Regions from separate parts of the Mus musculus genome. Here region 1 is linked to region 2. Evidence: chromatin contacts called from ENCODE Hi-C or POLR2A ChIA-PET data. All regions are on one chromosome and are shown on one strand. The core of a region is the stretch at or near the end of the contact, and the rest is flanking DNA. Distances in the headings are between cores, read along the strand shown. Region 1 holds the start of Atf7 (activating transcription factor 7). Region 2 overlaps Atf7 (activating transcription factor 7).

Region 1 (5,328 bases), core at 1,945-4,444, 41 kb after region 2:
AGCATTCTAGCCCTTGTAAGTGACCCTCAATGTTGCTGACTAGTGTGACATTAAATTTAAGTGAAAACTTTTAACAAATTTACTATCAACTAACAAACTTTCCAATGAATTGTTTTTCTTCTTGTTTCTCTCTTGAGACACAGTCCCATGCTGCCTAAGCTGGACTCATACTGCCCACGTAGACAAGAATGGTCTTGGTCCCTGCCTCCACTTCTCCAGTGCTAAGATTACAGGTGTGCACCATCATGTCCAGTTTTATGTAGTAACAGGGTTCACACATGCTAAGCAAGCATTCTTCCTACTCAGCTACATATCTAGACCCCAATATCCATCTTTTGGTCAGGTGGGAATACTGCCCAAGAGAGGAGAAACAAGCATTGTACTTAAGAATTTTCAAGTTAAAGCCATCACAAGTTTTAGATTGGAAGATCAAAACAAGGGACTTTGTTCTCTCACTGATTTTTTTTTTTTGGATGGGGGAGGGGAAGACTACTGCCTAGAAAATTTGCTACTGTTCAGTAGCAAATGCTCCCAGTTGAAACCCAATTCAGTAGCTAATAGTAAAGGTTTGGTAGTTGATCAGTCTCAGTGTTTATATAGGGACAATTTCTAGCCAAGGAGAAACACTTCAACTGGCTGCTGAAGAACAGGGGTTAATACAAAACCACATGATCTGTGTTTTTTCTTTAGTAGTACTTCAATTCTCAAAAATAAAAGAGGTAGGGTTATAACTCACTGGTAGAATGCTCTCCTGGCATGCACAAGCTCTAACTTAAGTACCACTATAAATCCCTACAACACACACACTCACACACTCATGCATGCACAAATGCCAAAAGGTGGTGGTGGGGGGCGGTAGAAGGAATATAACCTATGCAAAGAAAGTTATTAATTAGCTGTTTGAGTCTTAACTCACTATTAAGTGATATACAACTACTAAACAAAGGGCAATGTCCTGTCCCTTTTCTGTACAGAATTAAGAACAAACTGGTAAGACTACTTCGTATGGCTGCCAACCTTTTCTTTAGCTTCTTTTCTTACAGTCATGTTGAGTTTCGCAATAGCTTCCACTTACTTTACATCCCCCATGCTTAAAAACAAATTGTGTTTGAGTTCCTCAACCCTTGTCCTAAAATACTATGATAGCTCTTTTTTGTAAATCTGGATGCAAAGAAAACATGAGAAAATGTTCAATTTCCTGAACTATGAGTCTATTTCACTCACACCACTCAAAATATAAAAAGTGGACTGGGGATAAAGCTCAATGGGTACAGTGCATGCACAAAGCCCTAGGTTCAATCCCCAGCGCCACATAAACTGATAAACTGGGCATGGAAGCGAATGCTTGTATCAACCCTTGGTACGTGGAGATAGAAGGATCAGAAATTTAAAAATGAGTTCAAAGCTAGTATGGGCTACATGACACACTACATAAACCACAGACACACACACACACACACACAAGGGCTAAAGACTGTAGCTCACATGGCAGAGTTCTTACCTACCATGTATAAGACCCTGAGAACCCTAGTACTACATAAACTGGATATGGTGGTACACACCTATTATCCCAGCACTTGGGAGGTGGGTGGAGGATCATGGTCACCCTCAGTTATCTCAGTCTGAGGTGTACTTGGGCTATATGAAACACTGCCCCAATTAATAAACAAGAAAATATACAAGATAATTAAGATTAAGTTCAATCATCCATTAAATAACTCTTAATGAACGAAAGGGAAAATTCACATTTAAGGAAACAAAATTTATTTGTTAGTGTTTAGAGTACCTATAGTTTCTTCAGAAATTATACTGCTGAAAAAATTTTAAACATAGGAAACAAATGAGTTTGCTGAAATTAAAAAAAAAAAAAAACCTGCACATCTCCACAAACCTATACTTCATATGAACCCTGAGAGATATTAAAACACCCTCTGCTAAGCAGAAAACAAAGTTAGGAAAGTAGTAACACGGGAATCTGGGTAGGAGGTGCCCTGGGTAGTAAACACCCCAGTGAGTGCACATAATAAGCATTTCAGAGCAACATAGAAGTCCCAACGGGTCTCCAACTTGGACTGCGAAGTCCCAGGCCCACATCCCTGTGTTCTGAAAGAAATGAAACTTGGAAAGTGGAACACTGGAAAAATGACAATCAGAGTAGCGCCCTACTTTTCTTCTTCTCAACCCCCGGGCCAGCATTTTGGCTGGCTGGTCACCAGTCTGGGTGCCATATCCACCAAAAAACACTAAGCAGTATCCTGGCGGTCTCCCGACTGAAGAAAGAACCAGACTGTATGTCAGTCGCTGTCTCTTCTCCAAATATCCCCCCTTACCCTCTGGATTTCCATATTATCACCGAAGCGATGCCTTCTAGCAACCCAACCCACTCACATGTCCTCCTAAACTCATCCACTTAATCTGTCCAGATCCATACTTTCTGACACCGTGTCTCTTGCTCAGATTCTTCTGAATTCAATCGAAACGCCAGGACCCCCGTTTCCCAATGCTCCACTTCGACCACACAACGCGTGCTTTCACCTGAGCCAGGCTCTCGTCACCCAAACCTACCTCCTGCCTATTTACCTCTGCCTTCTGCAGTGCCAAGCCCTAAACCCACTTTTTGGGAAATCTTTTGAGTCTTCAACCTAGTTTAGCAGTCCTCCTCTATCTTCCACTCCAAGATCCCTCCATTAGACTTCCACTAGACTTCGCTTCCCTCAGGATTCAACCCCCCTTTCCTCGCCACGCCCTGTGCCCCCCGGGGCTACTTACCCCAAGTTCTCCCCACACTTCAGTCCTCTGGCCCCGCCTTCCTCCAAAAGGAAGGAGGCGGGAGAAGAGAAGAGGGCGGCACTCCGCAAGGTAAAGGCGATCTCCCATTAGCGCTCATGGCCGCCAATTGTGGCTTCCTTCTCTCCTATTGGTTGTCTTTAGCCTACGCCCCACCCTCTTCCTCAGACAGGCCTGGCCACCGCCTCAGCGCCCCCGTCCAACAGACTGGGAGGGGAGACCCCGGCCCGGGACGCTGGGACTGGCCAGAGTAGAAGGAGAGACTCCTGTCAGGCCACGGACTAGCTAATGTTAACAGGACTCACCCGCTGGTAGCTCCGGCGCCTCCCGCCCGCCCGCGCTCGGTCCCACAATCTGTCTCCTGCTCCTCCTTTCCCCCCTCAGCGGAGCAGATACTTTCCTCCCGTCCGGCCAGGCGTGTTCACTTCTCGCGAGAAGTGGGGGCGAGGGCGCGACTCGTGGGGCTGAGTTGGACCAGGGCCTAGGGGCGGGGCTTGCTGTGAGCGTGGCTTGAGTGGAAGGTTGGGCGAGCGCTGTACACACGACTCGCACGTGTTCGGCTGCAAAGTGTGGGCAGCGCGGGGAGAGCGGCCCTGGCGTCTAACGCTGCCGATCTGTCTGTAGCTGTGGAGGTCCGAAGGTGAAGCAAAGGCAGGGAGGGACTGAGAGTGTCTCAGGCAGCCCTCGGATAAAGGGGAATTAAGGGAGCGGAGCCAAGAGAGGGACTTCAGTCACCAAGCTGGTCATTAGTTGTGTGGAGGAAGTTAAGCAAGAGTCGATCCGAGCAGGTGACTGCTTGCACTTTCTGCTTTACACTTGACAGCACCTCACTGGCCGAAGCCCCTGCCCGGTGTGTGCTGTGTGTGAGCTACGATGGTAGTGTGAGGAAGTACGTTCAACTCCAGCCTCACCGCGGCGGCGCCCGCCTCTAATCGCCACATGGAGGCAGGCGGATCTCTGTGAGTTCGAGGCCAGCCTGGTCTACATAGCGAATTCCAGGACAGCCAGCGCTATCCTTGTCTCAACAACCCCCCACCCCACCCCCAAAAGACCATGGATGATCACCAGTCTAGCCTTCTGGGCCAGTGGGAAATCCCGCGTTAAACAAACAATAAAAATAAGGGGGATAGCTCTGAGGAACCAAACCTGAAGTTGTCATCTGGTCTCTTGGACAACCCTCCATACCTGTGAACAACACACACACACACACTTACAGAGAGAAAGTAGGACTGTTAGTGTAGCTCAGTGTGAAGCCACAGCACAGTGATTTTTTTTTTTAAAATTTGTATATGTTACCCAGCAAGTATTTTATTGAAATACCAACAGCACATACTACGTCAAAAACAAAAGCACACACAACACTGTCCTGGTCATGTGGAAAATTTCTCTGACAGAATTTTTATTTTACGGTTGAGGGAGAGATAGGTCATAAGTCAATAATTATACTTACTTCAGAAAGTGAAGAGCTTTTCAGGGTAATGAGACCGAAAGCAACTCTAAGAGGGGAAAAACACTATTGCTAGTATTGAGAGAAGTCCTCTTGAGAAAGTTATTTATTTATTTATTTATTTATTTATTTATGAATGAGGCAGGGCTTATTTTGAAGCCAAGCTGTCCTGAAACTCATTTTCCTGTGTCAGCCTCCACCTAAGTACTTGTATTAAGTATGAGCCACTTGTCTGGCCTGAATGTATACCATCTACATACCAGATGCCTACCTGTGGAGGCAAGAAGAGGGCACCAGGTACCCTGAAACTAAAGTTACAAATGGTTGAGACCTGCAGTGTCAGTGCTGGGACTAGAAACAAGGTCTTCTGGAAGAATGGTCTGTCCTCTTTTAACTGCTGAGCCATCTCTTTAGCCTGAGGAGTTGAATTATTAAGAGACAGCCTTGAGACTTTCAGGAGAACATCAAATATAAGAGCTACATTTGAAAAACTTATCCTGAAGAAGAGGCAGGCAGGTCTCTGTGAATTTGAGACCAGTCTGTGATACACATGAACACACACAAATTATGTGGTTAAGATGGTACTTTTTGTGTTTGTGTTACTGTAAATAAAAGCTTAAGAATTGAACAGATTTAAGTAGAGTTGACAAGGGATTCCAGGGATCCCGACAGCTAACTAGTTGTGTTTTCTTCTTTATAACAGTAGCAATATTGTAGCCATAGTCTCTGCCCAGTGTGTGGCTGTATGGGGTAGGGCAGAAGAAGGGGTGAGGTGGGGTGGAGGGGTGGTAATGGGCTCTGTTCCCCCTTTGAAGCTGTTTTCTTCTCTGTTCTAGGCACTGAGCCCAGGGCCTTGTACTCCAGCACTGAGCTAAATATCAACACCTAACACAGTCTTTCTTTTCTTTTCTTTTCTTTTCTTTTCTTTTCTTTTCTTTTCTTTTCTTCTCTTTTCTTTTCTTTTCTCTTCTTTTTTTCTTTTTCTTTTTTTTTTTTTCTTTGTTTGTTTGTTTGAGACAGGGTCTGACTATCTGGGTAACTTAGAATATGTGTTCTAAATGCTTTTCCTCTGTCCAGAGTGCTAGGATTACAGG
Region 2 (5,891 bases), core at 2,129-4,628:
GGTGTGTCACACAGTATACTCCTTTGCCCAAACAACTTAACTTTCGAATGTACATTACAATGAGTCATTAGGCTAGCTGAGGCCTCTGAATCCTGCTTCAACATCAATACTGAACCCTTAAAGAGACTCTCAGATATCTTGCTACCGCTCTGGATCCACAGGACCAGCTCCTTCATGGGCTCTGCAGCTCACACATGGGGAAGATGTTGGGTTGGCCCAACTCAAAGCCCTGGATCTGGGTGGTAGTTGAGTTGGTCAGCCTGCCAGCTTTGCCTTGCCCATACCATCAGAGCCTGCATTCCTAAGTTAGAGAAAGGGAATAGATACTAAAGCAGAGCTACTGGGGATAAAGTCTGTAAAGGAAGGGGATGGGGAATGGGGGAAAGAGGTAGAGAGGAGGATCAACAAAGAAAAATTACATTTGAAAATCACATAGTGATTTTCTCTTTTCTTATCTCTCCTGTATGTTAGGGGAAAGACGAAAAGAGGAAGGGAGGGAGAGACAGTCTGTAACTCTAGTTCCAGAAGATCTGACACCCTTACATAGACATACATGTATGTAAAACACCAACACAAGTAAATCAGGTTGGAGAGAAGGCTCAGGGGTTAAGGACTGCTCTTCAAAAGGACCAGGGTTCAATTCACAGCACCTATATGGCAGCTCCCAACTGTCTGCAACTCCAATTCCAGGGGATTTGACACCCTCAGACAAACACCAATGCACATAAAATAAGTAAATACATTTTTTTAAAAAAGTAAATCATTAAAAAGAAAGGGTAAATTAAAACAGTAAGAAAATACTAACACACACCCATTAGACAGGACAAAATTCAAAACCTTTAACAAACAACAAATACTGATGAAGTTGAGCATTGGGATCTCTCATTCTTTGTAGGTGGGACTATAATACTGTACTTTGAGGACAGTTTGACAGTGTGTGTGTGTGTGTGTGTGTGTGTGTGTGTGTGTGTGTGTGTAGGCACATACATGCCATGGCACTTGGAGGTCAGGGTCAGAGGACAACTTTAGGAAGTCCGTTTTCTCTCCTATCATGAGGAACTTAAAGACTGTCAGGCTTGGAAGCAAGCACCTTTACCTGCTGAGCCTTCTCAAAGGCTCCAGTCTGACTATTCCTCCAAAATCTAAACATACTCTTTCCAAATGATCTTGTGATTGTACTCTTGGGTTTTTACCTAAATGAATTAAAAATATATGTCCATATAAAACCCTGTACATGTTTGAAATCATAATTACATAAAGCTGGAAGCAACCAAGATATCCTTCATTAGGTGAATGGATAAATAAGCTCTGACATCCCAAAACTAGGATATTATTCAGTACTACAAAGAAATGATCTACTTAAGGCAAGAAAAGCTATAAAGGAATATAAGTGTATATTGGTAGGTGAAAGAAGCTAATTTAAAAGGTTACAGGTTGTGATATTCTGGAAAAGATAAAATCATGAAGATAATAAAGAACAGAGGTAGCTGGGAGAGAGGGATGAACAAGCACAACACAGGATTTTTAGGACAGTGAAACTGTTCCATATGATGTGACAATGACATAAACAAGTCATTATATATTTGTTAAAACGTATAGGATGTGCAACATCAAGAGTGAACTCTAATGTAAATTCCTGACTCTGATAATGTGTCAGTGTAGGTTACTCATATATAACAAATGTATCAGTGTTTCAGTGGACTGATAGTGAGAAGTTGTACATTGTGCTCATGGGTGGGGGATAGATGAGGACTCTACTTCCTACTTAATTTTGTATGAACCTAAAATTGTCTTTAAATTTTTTATTAATAGGGCTGAAGATTTAGCTCAGTTGGTACAGTGCTTGCCTGGAAAGCAGGGGGCCCTATGTTCAATTTCCAGAACATCATAAACTGAGCATGGTGTCTAACACCTGTTATCCTTTTTTTGTTTTTGTTGTTTTGTTTGTTTCTGAGACAGAATTTTTTTTTTCTGTGTAGCTTTGGGCATTCTGAAACATAGTCTGTAGACCAGACAGGCCTTGCCTCCTGTAAATCAGATTGCCTCTGTCTGTAATTAAATCAGACTGCCTCTGCCTCTGCCTCCCTGTGCAGGGACTAAAGGTGTGGGTACTGTATATTTATGTACCCTGCCTCAACAAGGTGAGGTCTCTCCAAACTGTCCTCTGATCTTCATAAACATACAATGGCATGTATGCACCACACTTACATCATACACCTCCAAAATATGATATTATTTATTTATATATATAATATATATTTTAAAACACCCAAGCTCCTGCCGTGTGCGATAGGACACACCTGCAACCCCAACACTAGAGGGACCAAGGACAAAGTCTCATTGTGAATCTGAGATGAGCCTGGGCTACCTGGGCTACAGGAAACCCTATCTTAAAAATAAGGAGGACAACAATAGGAAGGAAGAAAGAGCACATATACAAAAATGCTCTAAAAAATAAAGTCTATTAATTTAAAAAAAGGAAACACTGTTTAGTAATGTTCACCCAGGACAGGGGCTAATAAGAACCACGATAAGAAGAATGCAAAAAAAAAAAAAAAAAAAGAAAGAAAGAAAGAAAGAAAGAAAGAAAGAAAGAAAGAAAGAAAGAAAAGAAAGAAGGACATAGAAGAGATGAGAAGAAAGGAAAAGAAAAACTATAGCTTGTTCTCAACCCACAGAGGACAAGGAGGGAAACTTGAAGAAAGGAGGATGTGACACTGGCCCTTTCACAATGAAGTCTTATGGTGATTGGTGGGTAAACATCAAAAGCTATCTCCCTCAGAGGTAGAAAAGCCAAGAGGCTTACACGGGACACAGATCCTCAGCAGAACAATCACCACCATTAAGCCTTTGGCATCACCAATGCCTTTCCATGTGGCTAAGGAATCAGCTTGGCACTGTAATTTGTGCTGGTGCCAATCTCTATGGTAGATTGAGCTATTTTTTCAGGAAAGTCAAGGGATAATTGCTTAGTATCAAAAGATTTGGCCCTCGGGAAGATAAGGAGCTGTTTCTTTTGCCCCAGGACAAATTTTTTCTAGAACAGTATTCATGGCTCTTCAAGACACTGCGTCTTTCATAAGCAGAGCTGCAATTCTGACTGCCAATCTGCTGAATACCAAATGGAGTGCTTAGCTTTCTACAATGACGCAAAGGACAAAGCAAGGCTAGATTTATTCTGCAGTGCCACTCGGAGATTTTCAAAGGTAAAAAGGAAAAACTCTTTCCTTAAATTACAGGGAATTACAAATTCTGTCTGGGATGTAAAAGACAGCTATGCTCGCTCAAAATCTGGCATCATGGATGTGAACAAGATTTAAAAGCCAGAATGGTGGCTGGCAATTTGAACATTTAGAACAGAAGTTGGTTCAGTACTTCAATCTGCCCGCAGAGTCAGCAGCCACACAAAGCACATGGAGATGCCAGACTGGAAACGAGCTAATTTCACAAAGCTCATTCTCATTCTGTCTGTACTTCACACGATCGCTAGAAATCCAGATTCTTACCCATGCATCTTAGATGCTATCTTAAATAGCAAATTTTGTTGTACAAAGAAATTTCAAAAGCAAACCACAAAGATATTGTCTCAAATCTTTTCCCTCATGGTATTTCCCTTCTTAAAATCTCATCCCCCTTCTTAAAATCTTATCTATAAACATGATAATTTTGAGAAAATTAAAAGGCAAAATGTCATTAAAATAAGGTATTAACATTTTCCCTCATAGTTTGTATCATCTCTTCAGGATGAGAATTCAAAAGAAAAGCTTTCCTTCAAACATCCTTACTAAAAAAATAAGAGCCACGTGCTACAGTTTAAAGGACAGTATACCTCGTTGGTTAAACAGATTCAACAATTAAAAGAGGAAAGAAAATGAGGCTTGAAAGGGAAGATACTCAATTTTTGGTGAAAAATGTTTTGATTATCTATAGCAAACAAAGAAAAAGGGAACCATAAACGTAGTAGTAATGAAGCCCATTTTATTTCGTAAATGTGCATAACTGTGCTGAGTCCTGTAACAGGTACAGAAGCAAAGGGACCAGTAAGAGTGAAATGCTATGAAAAAACAGGACAGAATTTCCCCCAACAAAATACAAACCCTTTCCATAAAAATTTATGAAATGAGAACAAAAATAAAGATGTTTGTTTTATAAATAATATTAGGAAAACAATAAATGTCTTAAGTTTAAGGCCTGAAACTGAGTTACATTTCTAATACCGGTCATTGTAACTCATTTAAAAAGGTTTGTTATTTGCTAAAATCTCAACTAAGCTCAAACCCAGGATTTAACCAAAGTACTTCTGAAGGAGCTTTTCTCAAAATATCAGAAGTTCAATTTATAAATACATAGTATGCTATTGAAGTTACCCGCTGAAAAGCTTAATTCAGCCTGATTACAATCCTGTGAGCAGAATGTTGACATTTTCTTTCTTAAGAAAAATCTTCCAGAAAGCACCTCACATTTGGTCATAATGCAGTTTATTGACATTTCTTTTCCTCTTCACATAGCTGGGAGGAAGAGAAGCTTCAGAGCCGCTGTGTGTGCTGTGCACTGTACATAATGGCCTTTACTTGCCATTGTGCACAGCCTGTTAAATATTTACAACACAGACAGCAACATCGAGTCCTAAACACCCAGTTGTGAGTTTGAATTTTTTTAGAAATAAATCTATGACAAATTTTCACCAGCAAAATGCCAGAAGACTTTACTAACAGCTTCAAGAGACCCAGAGGGTCCAGAGGAGCAGTTACAGGCCATCTGGTGATTACTTATTATTATTTATACCGCACTGTTGATGTACACACAGATGTGTTATGAATCCACATACAGAGAGGCCTTAACAAGGACTTCAGACAGAATGTGACTGCTGAGCAAGTCAATACGCATTAAAGAAACGCATTAACTAGAGAGAGCGAGAACACCAGGCTTTTCTTTTTTAATATGCTGAATTGGCTGAAAGATTATTTGATTAAAGAATGATGAGTTCTACACAGTGATAGCATCCAACCAGTTAAAACTCTAGCAATATGTGGTTTAGCAATGGTGGCAAAGTGAGTTAAGTGAAAGAAGAGACTGTGAGATCCAGGCGCTTTATAAAGTCATCAGTTTGATTAAAAAGTATTAAAGAAATAAGTAAATAGTAAGATAGATGGGTGTGAGGAGGAGTTTAGGCTTAGGAAGAATTATTGAAATACAAAGATACAGGATCTTATTTTATTTGTAACACGAATGCTCTGACAAAAATTCCAACACTCCCATTTCTTTTTAAATACTCAGTTGTATGCAGGAAAAACAAGAGTTAATGAATGAAAAATTTTCAGTTTAATTTCCTAATTATAGCTCCAACTATATTCATACAGCATCATTTAATTTTTGTTTGTTTGGTGGGGATGGAGGGAACAGGCTAAAGCAAGGACGCTTTAATGTATTATATGCTTTTAATAATAGCACAATATATAACACAAAGAGCTAAAATAACCCAGTAACATGTGTTTAGGAAGAGCATCAAGAGATCAGATTTGACTTTAAGAAACCAGTTAATTCTTAGTCCTTAACGCCTCTGAGCATTTTTAAACCTAATCCCAATTCTGTGTTAATACATACTTGTAGACCAGTTCCATCACAGGTTACATACAACTACAGAATTCTCAAAAGTGGACTGGAAATTATTGCAAAATCAACATTTTACAAAAATAAGGCTAACATTTGGCCTAACTGTGTATCATGTAGTATATTTTCAGCTGCCTGACAGCATGCAGTCACCCCTACCAGATGGGAACTAAATGAATTATTGAGTAAAATATGAATTATTAAATGAAATTTTGAGTTAAAAAAATCTTAGCAGGGGGTAAGAATGAAAAGCTTATTTGTTTGTCTAAAATTGCCTTCAC

What was found. Hi-C counts contacts between places; a loop is a spot of excess contacts on that map. ChIA-PET counts read pairs that join two places held with the same protein, here RNA polymerase II (POLR2A).
Region 1: a loop to region 2 is called in a map of left cerebral cortex, with 1.9 times the contacts of the local background. The contact joins the promoter of Atf7 here to the enhancer-like site in region 2. A Hi-C loop is called at or near these places in 2 of 37 maps with a recorded cell type or tissue (heart and left cerebral cortex). POLR2A ChIA-PET finds 5 or more read pairs at or near these places in 2 of 5 experiments (Patski and embryonic stem cell).

The regions. Positions count from the first base shown.
Region 1 is chr15:102,622,270-102,627,597 of GRCm38, forward strand. It overlaps Atf7 (activating transcription factor 7), which reads right to left and starts at 3,195. Exons shown (of 12, transcript NM_001310067.1): 1 at 3,093-3,195.
Region 2 is chr15:102,580,921-102,586,811 of GRCm38, forward strand. All of the region lies in intron 2 of Atf7 (activating transcription factor 7), which reads right to left. Among named protein-coding and RNA genes, the nearest start is that of Atf7, 42 kb to the right of the region's middle. Within about 2 kb of position 3,379, at least 2 of the 3 ENCODE cell types and tissues checked have a DNase peak (open chromatin) inside an H3K27ac peak, as active enhancers do; they include left cerebral cortex, where a contact is called at or near this core.